3 separate regions of the Homo sapiens genome follow, and regions 2 and 3 are each linked to region 1. The links are chromatin contacts, found by Hi-C in ENCODE. All regions are on one chromosome and are shown on one strand. The core of a region is the stretch at or near the end of the contact, and the rest is flanking DNA. Distances in the headings are between cores, read along the strand shown. Region 1 holds the start of RNASE4 (ribonuclease A family member 4). Region 2 holds the start of DCAF11 (DDB1 and CUL4 associated factor 11). Region 3 has its middle 31 kb from the start of GZMB.

Evidence for each region. A loop is a pair of places that touch in the nucleus more often than their neighbours do. Pooled maps may share reads with other maps.
Region 2: a map of gastrocnemius medialis shows a loop between it and region 1 (16-fold over the local background). The contact joins the promoter of DCAF11 here to the promoter of RNASE4 in region 1. A Hi-C loop is called at or near these places in 1 of 168 maps with a recorded cell type or tissue (gastrocnemius medialis), 1 of 37 single-sample maps with no recorded cell type and 15 of 50 pooled maps.
Region 3: a loop to region 1 is called in a pooled map, with 3 times the contacts of the local background. The contact joins the enhancer-like site here to the promoter of RNASE4 in region 1. A Hi-C loop is called at or near these places in 4 of 37 single-sample maps with no recorded cell type and 8 of 50 pooled maps.

The regions. Positions count from the first base shown.
Region 1 is chr14:20,682,453-20,687,176 of GRCh38, reverse strand. It overlaps RNASE4 (ribonuclease A family member 4), which reads right to left and starts at 2,617. Exons shown (of 2, transcript NM_002937.5): 1 at 2,419-2,617. TRY-GTA5-5 (tRNA-Tyr (anticodon GTA) 5-5) reads right to left here and starts at 3,904; the gene lies at 3,816-3,904. TRP-TGG3-2 (tRNA-Pro (anticodon TGG) 3-2) reads right to left here and starts at 3,161; the gene lies at 3,090-3,161. It also overlaps a transcript of ANG not described here. RefSeq lists enhancers at 2,326-2,465, 3,266-3,395, 3,536-3,725, 3,926-4,235 and silencers at 2,696-2,815, 3,086-3,135.
Region 2 is chr14:24,113,483-24,118,110 of GRCh38, reverse strand. It overlaps DCAF11 (DDB1 and CUL4 associated factor 11), which reads right to left and starts at 3,334. Exons shown (of 15, transcript NM_025230.5): 1 at 2,818-3,334; 2 at 2,362-2,729; 3 at 1,067-1,194; 4 at 718-845; 5 at 379-443; 6 at 1-56. The coding sequence starts at 2,516. NRL (neural retina leucine zipper) reads left to right here and starts at 3,162. Exons shown (of 3, transcript NM_001354768.3): 1 at 3,162-3,389. RefSeq lists enhancers at 3,255-3,404, 3,645-3,784, 3,366-4,081.
Region 3 is chr14:24,663,139-24,667,820 of GRCh38, reverse strand. No RefSeq gene overlaps it. Among named protein-coding and RNA genes, the nearest start is that of GZMB, 31 kb to the right of the region's middle. Within about 2 kb of position 2,305, at least 6 of the 41 ENCODE cell types and tissues checked have a DNase peak (open chromatin) inside an H3K27ac peak, as active enhancers do.

The sequences.
Region 1 (4,724 bases), core at 1,368-3,867:
GTCATTTGTGTTTAAAATACAACAAGGAATTATATTCTATGATTAAGGAACATCACATCTTTGTCAGTAATTTTAATACAAATGAAGGAATCGCCAATTGCAAAAAACCTCATATATTTTTTAAATGTTCAGACAGCTTTAACTTGAAAGTCATTCCCCTTTCCTGGAGATTTTTTTCTCTCTCTCCCTCAAGCCAATAATGTCCCTGCACACAGACACGGGATGCACGGGTCCTGTTTCCAAGGACCCTAGTGTTAGAGCACTTTCCTCCTTCATACAGAGTATATATGTATCATTCTGTCTTAGGACTAATTATAAAATTAGATGATGGGAAGAATGGACTAAATAATTTCTATATTTCTTTATTATTCTAACACTTTAGGTCTATAAGCATGAACTTATTCAATAACGGAAGTAACAGGTAAAGAAGGAAAAGCACACGTGGCAAGAAGAACCACGTCTCCAGGAAGAGGCAACACTACTGATTGAAGGACAGTGGGGACAAAGTCCTGCTGACATGCCTGTATTTCCAAACAAAGACAAAAATTAAACATTTGCTTTTCAACCAACTCTGGGCTTTGTGCCCACTCACTCTTTGTTCCCATTCCCTCTTTCCCAAGTATTTCATGGCATTCTTCCGGGAATAACTGTTTACAGAGAATTACAGAGAATCTGCTTAAATACAGATTCAATAAAAACTCCTAAAGAAAGGTTTCACTGACCTTCATTGGTCCACTTTTTTATCCAGCTACTTTAATTTGAGTCACAGTGACCAATGCTTCCAACAATAACTTGACAAACCTCTTACTCTTGCCTGCTTATAACCTGATTATCTGTTTTCAACAATAGCTAAAGCCATTCCTCTTTTCCTGGAATGATTTTTTCCATCCTCTCTGCCAAACGATAGTTCATCTCCACATTACTAGAGTGCCTCATGTCCTGTTACTAACATCGTACCACTCCATGGAGTCATAGAACAAGAGTGGGAGGGGCCTCTGAGACTCTGTCCACCCCTCATATTAAAGAAGAGCCAACTGAGGAACAGAGAAAGAGACATGTATTGCCCAAGGAACTCATTGCATTCGCCGGCCTGGAAGCTTTCCAATGCACCACACAATTTTTTTTTTTTTTTTTTTTAAGACGGAGTCTTGCTCTGTCACCCAGGCTAGAGTGCAGTGACGCAATCTCTGTTCACTGTAACCTCCGCCTCCCAGGTTCAAGAGAGTCTCCTGTCTCAGCCTCCCGAGTAGCTGGGGTTACAGGTGCTCACCACCGTGCCCGGCTAATTTTTGTATTTTTAGTAGAGACGAGGTTTCACCATCTTGGCCAGGCTGGTCTCGAACTCCTGATCTTGTGATGCACCCACCTCGGCCTCCCAAAGTGCTGGGATTACAGGCATGAGCCACCGTGCCGGGCCCACACAACTTTTATATTCCATACTAGTACTTTCTAGACAATCAGAGCTAACTTTAAAGGGGCCACTGAAAGTTGCTGTTCGAAGGAAACCTACATTGACTATTACCATAAATTCAAAAATTATTTTACTCTGCTTGTCATCAGTAAAAGAATTGCTTGAATTGAAGCGTATGTAATAAACCTATCCTCTTGCAAAACTTGTTAGTGGCTCTGTGGTTAAGTAAGTCTTGAATACCTGAGGCTGCTTCTGGGAAGGTGGTCCTGTGCCACAGATAATGATGTCCCTTGGGTTTCTACTGATTACATTATGACTTGATTATAAGATTTTTACTGTCACGAGGGAGGGTCTTGGCTCATCTGAGATTTCCCTAGCCCCCTGAGTGGTGCTGAAATTGTTTTAATAAAGATGTTGCGCTTTACTCATGTGCTGCTATTAGCATTTGACGTGCTGTCTCAGAGCGAGAAAACGGAGGATCCCAACCTTCCAGTAGGAAGGCTTAGAGAAGAGGCTGTTGGCAAGTGTCTCTAAGAATTGCACAACACTGGCTGAGGGTGGGTTAAGGGTGAGGAGGCAGAGGAGAGTAAACAGAAAACACCGATCCCCAAATGTTAGTTACGCTTGCAAAAAACTAAGGCCTGCTTCAAAAAGCTGGTGATTAGCCTGAATAACTAGCAAAGCTTTCTTAGTTGTGGGCAAGTGCAGGCCTCCTAGGGCTTCCCTTAGGTTCGGCGATTCTGTGGTCCCCCTCCAAGCCTACTAATCAATAGAAGCTGGCATCTGTGCCCAGCTGCGCAAAGTAAACCTGAGTGGGAATGTAAAGTCGTTAACTCATACAAATACGGGACTTTCACGTCCCTCCCCATTCCTCCCTCTCCAGCCCCGTCCCGCAAACTCCTCCCCAAGGAGTCCCAAGCTGCCTCTACTAGGAAAGGACTCCCCGGCCTAAACGCCCCTTATGAAGCTACCAGAGAGGAGGAGGAGGAGCAGGAGTGTGAACCTACCTCGGCCTCAGAACAAGTCCGCAGAAACGGGCAGGACAATGGAAAGAAGTTTTGTTTCTCACCCGCTTCTTCCTCCCTAGTACGATGATGGGGAGCCGGTAGAAAACGCAAAGATGTTCTTTTGAATCCTGCTTTGCATCTAGGTGGGGTTGGCGTCCTTGTGTGAGTGTGTGTACACGGACGGAGATGGGGGCGTGGTGAGGTGTGGAGGGTCGGCGTGCCAGCCTCTGCGTAGTTGGGACCGCGCCCCGCTTCTCCGAGGAGGCCCCTCCCGCCTGGATCCGCCCTTGGAGCTGGCGCCGCAGCAGCACCCGCCCCAGGGGCCGCAGGGGCAGCCCAGGCAAAGAACGAGCCTGGGATCCGCGCTCCTTCCTCAGCTGGACCCCAACGGGCAGCAGCCGCGAGAGCACTGCCTCCACGGAGAGCAGATGGCGGGAAACTGGCTTCTGCTCCCAATTGCCAGGCGGCCCTTCAGAGACTACCCCTGGCTGAGCGTCCAGGAACCCATGAAACTTGGTCTTGACACTGGTCGACAGCACCATCTGCCACGTACTTATTCGCTGCTGCTTTCTTTGGCAGGACAGCCCATCGCGAGACAGTTTGTGTTTCAAATTTAACGGAGACTTTTTTTCAGTAGTTGACAAAAGGGGGTGGAAAAACAGTAGCCACGAGGGCTCGTCCGGGATTTGAACCCGGGACCTCTCGCACCCAAAGCGAGAATCATACCCCTAGACCAACGAGCCACTGTAGCTGAGTGGTGCTTCCTATCACTCTGAATTTCTCTTTTCCGCCTGCTGTTCTGAAGGTTTTTTGTTTTGTTTCTTTTCCTCTGTTGTGACATTTCCCTTAGGCCTTATTTAGTTATTCCTTCCATCTTCACCAAGTTTCAAGTGTGGCTTATTCTCTGGCTTATTCTCCTCGATCCAGATGCAGGATGGGGTGAAGGAAGGCAGCTTTTTAGACTTTAGGTCACATGCTTGTGTCTCACTGAGCCCGGGGAGCGATTTAAGCCCGCTAGGGCCTGGAGGGAACCTGGAGGGGGCTGAAATAGAGATCGAGGGCCAGAGCTGAGCTCGGTTGCAAGGCTGTAGGGTACTGAGCCCCAGGACAGACGCGCGATACGTATATATCTGCCGGCCTTTGGACTTAACGTAGAAGCCAAAATATAACACACTTCGGTAAGACAACAGTGCCTTCCCCCAACGGTGGGACGATTCGGGTCTACTATCTTTCAGAAAGGTAACCAACTTTTCAAGACGCGATTAACGCAGCCCACCTCGCGGCTAAGCTGTTTCCTTCGGACAAGGGTGAGAGACAGAAACAGATTTGATCACGTCAAGATACAGAGATTTTTTGCACAAACGAAGAGCAACCGTAAACCCCAAAACAGCAGCGTCTCCTTCGAGCCGGAATCGAACCAGCGACCTAAGGATGACCACACATTAAGTACTACAGTCCTCCGCTCTACCAGCTGAGCTATCGAAGGAAGCACGGAAACAACTCTCCTAAAAATCCCTACTCGAGACATCCTTAACCAGAGACGGGAAAGAAAGAAATCTCTTTATACCCGGAAAGTAATTACTGCAGAGTCACAAAGCCAGCTTGTAAGACAGTCCTGCGTCCGAGGTTCTGAGGACAACCTTTCTAAATCTGGATTCCCCTGCCTCACTGAGGGGCTCCCAAGCAGAGCAGGCGCCCCTGAAACTCGGGCATACCGAGGCTGCTCATCCTCTGGGCGCCCGAGGGCTGTTGGCCTCACTGGGCGCGGACCCAGGGGCCTCGCGAGCGTGGATGCGTGTGTTTGTGTGTAGGGTGGGGACCGGCACCTGGGCGTCGGAGAACTGGGGGCTGAGGCGGTGGGACGCACACAATTCTGACTGCGCAACTGTGAACGCCGGAGAGGGCGGGCCTCCAGGCTTAGGCCCGGGCTCCCTGATGTCCTCACTTCCTGCGCTTCCCTCCCAATCTCGGCTCTTCCGCTTACACGTCCACAGACACGGGAGGGAGAGGGTGTGGAATGGAGCAGTGGTCCCCAACATTTTTGGCACTAGGGACCGGTTTCGTGGAAGACAGTTTTTCCACGGACCGCGGGGGCGGGGGGAAGAGTTGGGGGATGGTTTCGGGATGAAACTGTTCCACCTCAGATCATCAGGCATCACTTAGATTCTCATAAGGAGTGCAGTTTAGATCCCTGGCATGCGCAGTTCCCAATAGGGTTCGCGCTCCTGTGAGATTCTAATGCCACCACTGATCTCACAGGAGGCGGAGCTCAGGCGGTACTGGTAGCTAGCCCGGAGTTCACCTCC
Region 2 (4,628 bases), core at 2,085-4,584, 3.4 Mb before region 1:
CACAGAAAGCCTTCTGAGAGTAGCTATCAGTGAAGCCCAGATCATTGGGCAAGAAGCTAGGGAAGGAGAGAGAAAGTGAGGGTGAGGGGTGCTCAGGATAAGGAGTGTCCCAATCAGCAGAATCCTAACAGAGCTGGAATATCAGAACAGTCATTCTTCCCTTTTGGCTGTGAGTGCAATCCCGTCTTTCAACCATTCCACCATCCTCTAAATTTCTACAATTTTCTACACTTTTCTACTTTGTTTACTCTCAAAGTTTCAACCCCATTTAACCTAACCTTTAATATCTCTGAGGCTCCTTTAACACCTACCCCTTCAAAGTTTAGGAGATAAGACCTATCTGGCCCTTAGAGTCTCTTCACCAAGCCCCATACTCACTGAGATATCACTCGAGACTGTTCTCCAAGGGAGAAGCTTCCCCGATGGCAGAGGCCCCGTTCTCTCTAAATGGAAGGGATTGGGGAATATTGCTAGCAGAAATAGAGGGCCACTTCAGCCATATCAAGCCCCCTCCTCCAAAGATATTGCTCTTGTTATAGAAATGGACACACACATCATAGTCTGTCCCACAGAACTCCGATGGAGGCTGGTTAACTCTCCAGCCCCAGCGCTTGAGGCTTCTACTTTGGAAAGTTGACTTCCTTTTTCTCTGGGGCTGGCAGAGCTTCTGGCTGCTTTGGCAGGCCTGCTGCCAGGCTGGGAGGTGGAGAGGCCTACCTGGTGCAACATTCGAGGAAAGCTGTGCTTCTGGGCGGCCCGCCTAAGCCCCAGCTGCCCTGTGGCCAGTTCCACTTGTGTCTTGATCTCATTGAATTCCAGCTCCCGGGTGTCAGGGGTAGCATCCACTGTGAGTACCAAGGAGAAGTTTCATCCTAGGTCTGCCAGCCTCAGAGGACAGTTAGCAGAACTGTACCCAAGCCCACCCCTGTGGCTGAATATACTGGGGCTGTAAGGACTCCTTATTCCTTAAATTATCGTACCTTCTTTCAATGTAACCTATCATTCAAAATATCACTAAAAGGTTTTCTAGTAAAAGTCTTCCAACATTAGGGGCTTTTCCTCTTACCAGGTGGGTTGTATCGATCCCCAAGACGACCATCCCAAGCTCTGTCATTCTCTTCCTCTGAGTCCAAGAGGGCCTGAATGAATTGTAAATTTGCTGCACCTCCTCCCTGCACCAACCTCACTTGGCCTCTGTGGAGAGACCCCCATTATAAAGGAGGGGACTTCTTCCCCCAAACCAACCAAATTCAGAGTCAATGGCTATCTAGCTCTTAGACCACTTGGTACTCATTTTGAGGTTTGAGGCTGACTAGACCTTGGCTGTTATTTTTGGTCTCCTATAAAACACAGTAGGAAAGAGAGTTTTACTCTTACAGCAAGAGCAAGACCAACATGCTGTGGACGTGACCTACTAAGTTGACCTCCCAGCGAGCTAAACATTCTAACATCATTTCCTTAGAACAAGAGCAAGACCAATACGCTGTGGACATGACCTACTAAGTTGACCTCCCAACAAGCTAAACATCCTCACAGCATTTCCTTCTGAGCCTCTGCCTGAGAAGTCCACCACAGAAGACAATATTCTAAGCTGGGTGCGGTGGTGTGTGCAACTGTAGTCTTAGCTACCTGGGAGGCAAGGATTGCTTGAGCCCAGGAGTTGCAGGCTGTGGTGTGCACTTGATCACACCTGTGAATAGCCCGTTCTCCAGACTGGGGAACACAGTGAGCCCTGTCTATGTCTACTAAAAACAACACAAAACACAAACAAAAAAGAATACAATATTCTGAAGGGACCCCCAAACCCATCTTCTCCTCAAAGAGCCATAAGCAAAGAAAGAAAGCCAGCTGCACCCTTTTCCAGTCAATTCCAGGTGGTCTCTCCCTTCAAGGCATTCTTTCCTCAAGAACAGGTTAGAGTCAGGGCAAATTAAACTTGTTTTTCAAGTAAATCGAAGTGGCCTCATATCATGTGTCAACTGCCTTACTAAAAAGTTCAACACTCCCTTCCCATCTCTTCACCCCTTACATCACTCCTTTCCCACTAGGACCCCCCCCTTTTTTTTTTCAAGCTTACTTGGAAAATAGACTATATTTGTGTAGTCACAGAGACAGGCTCCCTTGAATAGCCCCTCAAACACATGAGCAGGTCCTCTTGGTGACCCTCCCTAGGTAAGAACCACTCTTACTGGGTATGGAGCTGAGTGCCATGGGTGCCCAGCAGGGAAAGGCTGTTCAGCTCAAACAGAACAGCTGTCCTGAGCGAATCCCATTTCCTAACCTCTGTAATTTTCCTGCCTGGAGTTGGGATCAAGGCACTGTGGTAGCACCTGCTGGGGGTCACACCAGAGGGTAAGTTACCTGCGGAGGAGATAGGCCAGTACCTGGGCCAGATCCACATCTTCATCCTCTTCTTCCTCTTCCTCACTCCGACGCAGGCCAGCCCCTCTTCGGGGCAAGCCCTCGGAGGGGTCTCCGGACCCGGATCCTGCACTGCTGCTGTTCCGCGATCCCATCTTCTGGTCACAGCATTCTTAGGTCCTGTGCGGGGGCTCCTCCTGTCACCTCCTTGGGTTTGGTGAAAGCAAAGCGTGCTCTAGAAATACCAGGGTCTCCTGAGACGGGGTAGTAGCTATCTCTAGGAGGGTGACCCTTCCTCGGGGCTGAGATCCCTTTTCTTTAGCCTATGCCAACTACCAAGGCGTCGGGAACACAAACCTTCTCCAATCCTGTGAAGCAAAGAAAGCAAGAGTGAACCGTAGTGCGCTACCCTAGCTCACCAACTGAAGAAAGATTTGTTTTCTACACCAAACTCACCTATCGAAGTCCCCGGACTGGGGAGCGGGAGGGGTGTTGGGCGGTGTTGGATTTCCAGGTAACCTCTCTGACCGACCAATCGAAATCCCTCTCGGAAGAAAGCGCTTCACTAGCTTATCTCATCTAACCAATTAGAAGCCTTAGGACTCAAAGACCCTCGACGCCCCCACCTTATCGACCAATCAGAGCGCCCCCTTACAAAGGCCGGCAGCAGTGACAGCCAATGAAAATAGAATTTGGCCTAACACCCCTCCTTCCTCGCCTCACGCCCACGTGGTGCGCCGGGGGTGTGTACGCCATGAGGGGGAGGAAGCCGAGAAGCACCTCCCACTGAAGCCGGCGGTAACCGCCCCACGCGAGACCACCCACCAGCCAGGAGCGGTCGCAGGACCCGCAGCGGCGCGAGGCCTTGTTTACACCGACTGCCGCCACTGCGTTGGCCAACCGCTCCTCCGTCACGCGCTTCGCTCGTCACGCATCTCGCGGCTTCCTGGCCGGCGGGCTGCAAACGTCACACGACGGCCCCGCCCCCTTGGCCAGCCAACTGGACAGCGGAGCACGATGATTGATAGGTAGGCGGGAGAATGCGCGAGGTGCCTGAGGGGAGGAGAAAGTGCACACCCAAGGAGGGCTGTTAGCTCTTGCTGGGGAGGAGTAAGTGGGAACTGCCAGCTTCCTGAATCAGAGACAGCCGAACTAGGCGTAACGGCTGAGAGGCGGGGCTTAAAAAAGAAACGTTTGGTGGTTCGCTACCGAGAGGTATTTTAGCAAGGGATATAATTTACTGTCTGTCCCTAAAGATCATTTGGCATCGCACTTTTCAGACAGTGCCCAAGGGCCTCCTTTCTCCCCACTGCTTCCCCTGTCCAGCTGGAGCCGTTCTTCTGTCGCTGGCCGCAGCTCCAGTCGGTTCTGCCCTAAGGGGTGCCCAGCGTCCCAGTAGACCTCCATACCGTCCTTCCGGGCTTAGCTTTTGGAAGCCTTGCTCTTGGGACGGTCCCCTTTTAGACCTCCCTTTATCCGGTCTGACAATTTTTTAAGACAATCCCTGGCTTTCCGCCGCGGTCTTTGCAGACGTTCCCTAATACACGCGTCTTTCTGTCAAAGCTTTTCCGGTTCCGCTGTCCCCTTTGACGCTCCCTTGGCCCTCCGGGATTTGCAGACCTTCGCTAGTCCCTCTGTCCTCGCGGTGCCTCTCCGCCCCCGGCCGCGGGTCCAGGGTGCGCGCTCGCCGCCTCCTGCCCCCTCCTGCCCCCTCCTGCGGGTTTATGAGTAACAAGCCTGAGTCCAAGGCCGGGAGTTGCCACATCTCTGATCCTCGCCCTGGCTGGGTGGGGACGTGTGGGTTGAATGACCTTGCTGTCTCGGGCTCAGAGGCTCAGGGTCCGAGCTGAACTTCATTCCCTGCAGCCTGCACTTCCTTGGGAAAGCTGCGAGCTTCCCTCCGCCCGCTCCTGAGGGCAGGGATGGGAGCGAGGGCTCGTGGCCTTCTTGGGCCCTCCTGGGGCCTCTCCCAGTGAGGGCGAGGGTTTGGCCAGCTTTCGGGCGACGTCTCCTAGTCTCTAGATCCGGAGACCTGAGCTTGTCACCAGGGCTAGCTTTGATGGCCTCTGCGCTTAGAAGGGTCCTGAATGTTTGGTTTAATGTTCTAGTGTTAACGGTCTTGAAATTATTAGTAATTTTAAAGCAAGTGCCTGGTATTTTCATCTTGCACTCGGCTCCACTGATTATGTAGGCGGTCTGCTGGGCGCCCATCCTCTATTGCCAGATTACTTACTATCTGTGCTTTAACGTTTATTGAGACTTTAGGA
Region 3 (4,682 bases), core at 1,056-3,555, 4.0 Mb before region 1:
AACAGAATAACTTTGTCAACATGCCCATTTCTGTAGTCCTGCTTGTATTCACACTACTTTCTGGGAATAAAAACTCTACTGTGCTGTGAATTAGCTTCTGCTGTACTGCAGAGAATCTTCCACAGTCTACTTGCTGAGCAATCGGCATGCCTCAGAAGCTTTTGCAGAGACTTCCAATAGCTTGCCTTGTATCTAAATGTTCCTGCAAACTGCCGATATTTTATGTATCTTTAATTACTGTGGTGCAGTACTGCTTTTGGAGGGTTCTTGAAGTCAGGTGTGCTCTGCCCTAAGCTTTCAGAGATGATCCAGCTTTCTTCTGCCAAGGGCTTCTCTTTTTTGCATTTCAGGGTTGTTCCCTGGGAGCCCTTCACAAGTTTCCACTTCCACTGCTACTTTCTAATGCTTCTGGCTGTTTTTCATCTTGATTCCTTTCCCTCTGTTTTCTTTCCTTATTCTTCTTTCTCCTTTTTCTCTCTTCTTCTTGCCTCTTTGATTTTTTTTTTATTTTAAGCTAAGAGCATTTGGCATTTATTGTTATCTTCCCTTAGTAAGAAGGCTTCTTTCCATGAGATCAGAGAATTGTCACATTTTATTAAGACAATGTATGGGCCCTATGGTCTTTGAAATGAGCTTATCCCTCTCACTTCCAGATGCATGATGTTTCCAGACCCACATCTCCACATGAATGAATATCACTGAACATTCTGTAGAGAAGGTGACATCCTCTAGAAACCATAACAGAGTAGTGAATTCAATAGAGTGCTTCACCAGAGTATCACCATCACCAGCTATTCCATGAGCAGAAAACTTAGATTGTAAACAAGACATTGTGATGGAGATAAAAGAAGAAAGCCAACTAATAAAGGAGAGAGAAAGAGGGAGAGAGAAGCCCTCAATCTTATCATGTCATAATCATAAGATGACTCCTCCTTCTCTAGGCAGTGTTCAAGTTCCAAGCAGGATAAGAAAGGAACAAACGTATGTTTATTGCAGCACTATTCACAATAGCAAAGACTTGGAACCAACCCAGATGTCCAACAATGATAGACTGGATTAAGAAAATGTGGCACATATACACCATGGAATACTATGCAGCCATAAAAAATGATGAGTTCATGTCCTTTGTAGGGACATGGATGAAATTGGAAATCATCATACTCAGTAAACTATCGCAAGAACAAAAAACCAAACACCGCATATTCTCACTCATAGGTGGGAATTGAACAATGAGAACACATGGACACAGGAAGGGGAACATCACATTCTGGGGACTGTTGTGGGGTGGGGAGAGGGGGGAGGGATAGCACTGGGAGATGTACCTAATGCTAGATGATGAGTTAGTGGGTGCAGCGCACCAGCATGTCACATGTATACATATGTAACTAACCTGCACATTGTGCACATGTACCCTAAAACTTAAAGTATAATAATAAAAAAAAAGAAAAAAAAAAAGAAAGGAACAAAAGACTGAAGAGAAGATACCCTTTAAAAAAAATCTCTCCTGAGACCCTGCTTGTTGACTTTCATTAGCTAGAACTGTATCACTTGTAAATTCTTACATGCAAAGGAGTCTGGGAGACTTGAATATTTTTAGCTGGGTACATTACCACTGGATAAAAATTTGAGTTCTTTAATAAGTAAGAGGAGATGGGTATTGGGCAGGCAACAGGGCATTTGTGTCAGCCACAAATAATATCCCCATTTTAAAAGTAAAACCACTGAATCTTACAGCCTTCTCCACAAACATGAACCATGAAAATCTTGAGGATGATTGGAGGGATCTTAATAAAACTCATCTCCCAGGGCAGACAGGTTTGGACTCTGTAATGAAACTATGTACTTCAGATTGGCAGCCCAGATATAAGGGGCCCTGGCTATAGCTTGCAGCTATAAGAGACATTTGGATGTGGTTGATTAGTCACCACGGAGGGGACCCATGCAACCAGACCTGTGATAGTGCACAGGAAAAAAATTGGCCCACCCTATCTCACCATGTCTTCATGTCAGTGCAGCTGAAGGGTTAGTGGGAAAAGCCACAAGCCTATGTTTCTTCTTCATTGTAGTGTCCAAAACACCTATGGTCTTACGGAATCTTCCCCAGCCAGTGACAGGAAACTCATTCTGAAACCACCAGATGTTTTTTTAATCGGACTAGGGGTGGGGCAGAGGTCTCTTTGGGCTCCCTGCCTGGGCAGAGTTGATGACTGTGTAAATTAGACTGTGGCAGGAGCACTCTCCCCTGGAATCTCAGGAAGCAGGGCCATGCAGGGGCGAGTCTCCATGATCCTCAGACTCTACCTCCTTGGCACTTTCTCTTTCAGTCCTTGATCTGATATTTCCCCTTCCTGACCTAGCCTAGCTGGGGCCCAGGTGTGCTATAAAACTTTCTCTCTCAGACTTTTCCCTCTCAATTTAACTCAGAAATCTTCTCAAGAATACTCCTGATGCAAGAAAATCACAAGACCACTCCCCACCATCACCACCCTTAGGAGGTGCAGGTGATCTGACCTTATCTGTATATCAGGAGGCCTCTAAGGGGACCAGGGAACAGTCGCTATGCAGATGGTGCAGGGAAGTTTCAAGGGGGCTTGGAATTCACCATCACACACGGGATACATTGTTATACCAAAAGGAAGTTTAACTTTGATAAAGATTTTCTGTGTAGTAGTTAAGTCTGCACACTCTACAGCCATACTGCCTAGAACTCAATCCTGGTTCCACCATTGCCTAAATACACAAACTTGGCTTAACCTGGCTATCCATCCCTTGGTTTCAACTATAAAACAGTCACAATATTAGCATAGCCTCCCAGGACTCTCATAGGTGAAGTGAATTTATATAAATCACTTAAAATATTACTAAATGCAGAATAGATGCTCAATAAATATCTGCTGGTTATTATCCCATGCCTCTTATTCATGCACTCCCACGTACTCCACACACAGTCACACACACACAGTCTCAATTTAGGTGTGAGATGAAAGTTAGGGTTAGGGGAAATGGAAAAGGGGGAAATAAAAAGATTCAGATGAGCCAGAGTAAGTTAACTTAGAAAAAAAAACCATAAAAGAAAGGTCATTTTTTATTTCTTTAGGTCACATTCCGGGTGAAATTGTTGTTGTCTTCTTTTTTTCTCCTTCTCTTTTCTTGCTTAACCCTGAGAACATATCAAGATTCTTTTAGGTGGACTATCTCTGATTAATGCTTATTCATTTTCTATTGTTGTGTAACAAACTACCACAAATTCATCAGCCTACTATAACACCTAATATCTCATAGTTCTGTAGGCCAAAAGTCTGGGCAGGCTCAACTGAGCTCTCTGCCCAGATCCCAGAGAGCCAAAATCAAGGTGTCAGCCAGGCTGAGCTCGCATCTGAAGGCTCTGCGGAAGAATGAGCTTCCAAACTCATTCGGGTTGTTGACAGGATTTCATCCCTTGCAGTTGTAGGACTGCAGGCCCATTTTCTTGCTGCCCTCGGTAGAGAGCAGCTCTCAGCTCCTAGAGGCTGCTCTCAGTCCTCAGCACAGGAACCCCAGGATCTTCAAGCCAGCAGGAGTACCTCAAATCCTTCTCAAATTTGGAACCTCTATGTATGACTTTCTCTGCTGCAACAAGCTGTGAACATGCTCTGATTTTGAAGGGCTCATATGATTAGATTGGACCCACCCAGACAACCCCCATTTTGCTGTACAATCTAACATAATCATCCTAGCCACAGATTCCAGCCTACTTACAGGTTCCAACCACACTCAGAGGGTAGGGATTATAGAAGGGTGAGGATCACTGGGGGTCATTTTAGGATTCTGCCTGCCACAAATGCCATGAAGTTCAAGAGTTATAATTGAGAAAAATGGGCAGGAGGCAGTTCAGGGTCAGTTGAAGAGCTCAGTTTGGGATCTCTCCCTCCTAGGACATTAGACCTTCTCTGGATCAGGTTCAAGATTACCTCAAAGGCTTAGACGCTAAGGGAGTGAACACTAATCCAATCAGAAGGCACAGAGGCCTTGGTAGAAACAAGAGCAGGTGGACCTGTGGGTGGCCAATGGTCACCTAGATTTGACCTGGGAGGTCAGGGGAGACCAGGATTTAGGGACCACAAGTCATCAGTGGAAAGTCAGGACATTCAGTGGACCCTGTAAGAAAAAGAGTATTTTCTTCTCATGGGTTCCTCCAAGAAATATGAAGACTGGTTCAGCTTCCAGTGATAAGGAAAAGTCTAGGCTAGCAGGAGGCAAAGAAGAGGAACTTAATAATGAGGGGGAAGACTGGGCTAGTGATCTGAGAAACTGTCAAGCGATTATTAAAGCTTAGGTCTTATCCTCCAGTTGGAGGGACCCAAGGGAAGGATGGGTTCTCTTTTCCTTGAGAGCAGAACTAAAAGACAACAGTCCTTAGACACCTGACAGGGTGATCATTCACACTGGAGACATCAGCTGATTTATATATTTATTATGACAAATTCAACAACAGATTTTAGCAAAGTGCCCTTTTCTAACTCAGTCAGTATACTGTGATAATTTTCTGGTAGATAGAAGTAAACAATCTCAGAAAAAAGGTGCCTTTTCCTAATTTGTATAATGGCACCATGCAGGCCAGCAGAGGCCCCGTGGCCATCCTGCCCATGGAAACCTCTTGGACTGGAGCTCCACTTGTGTATGACAACTATCTGCCCCACCCC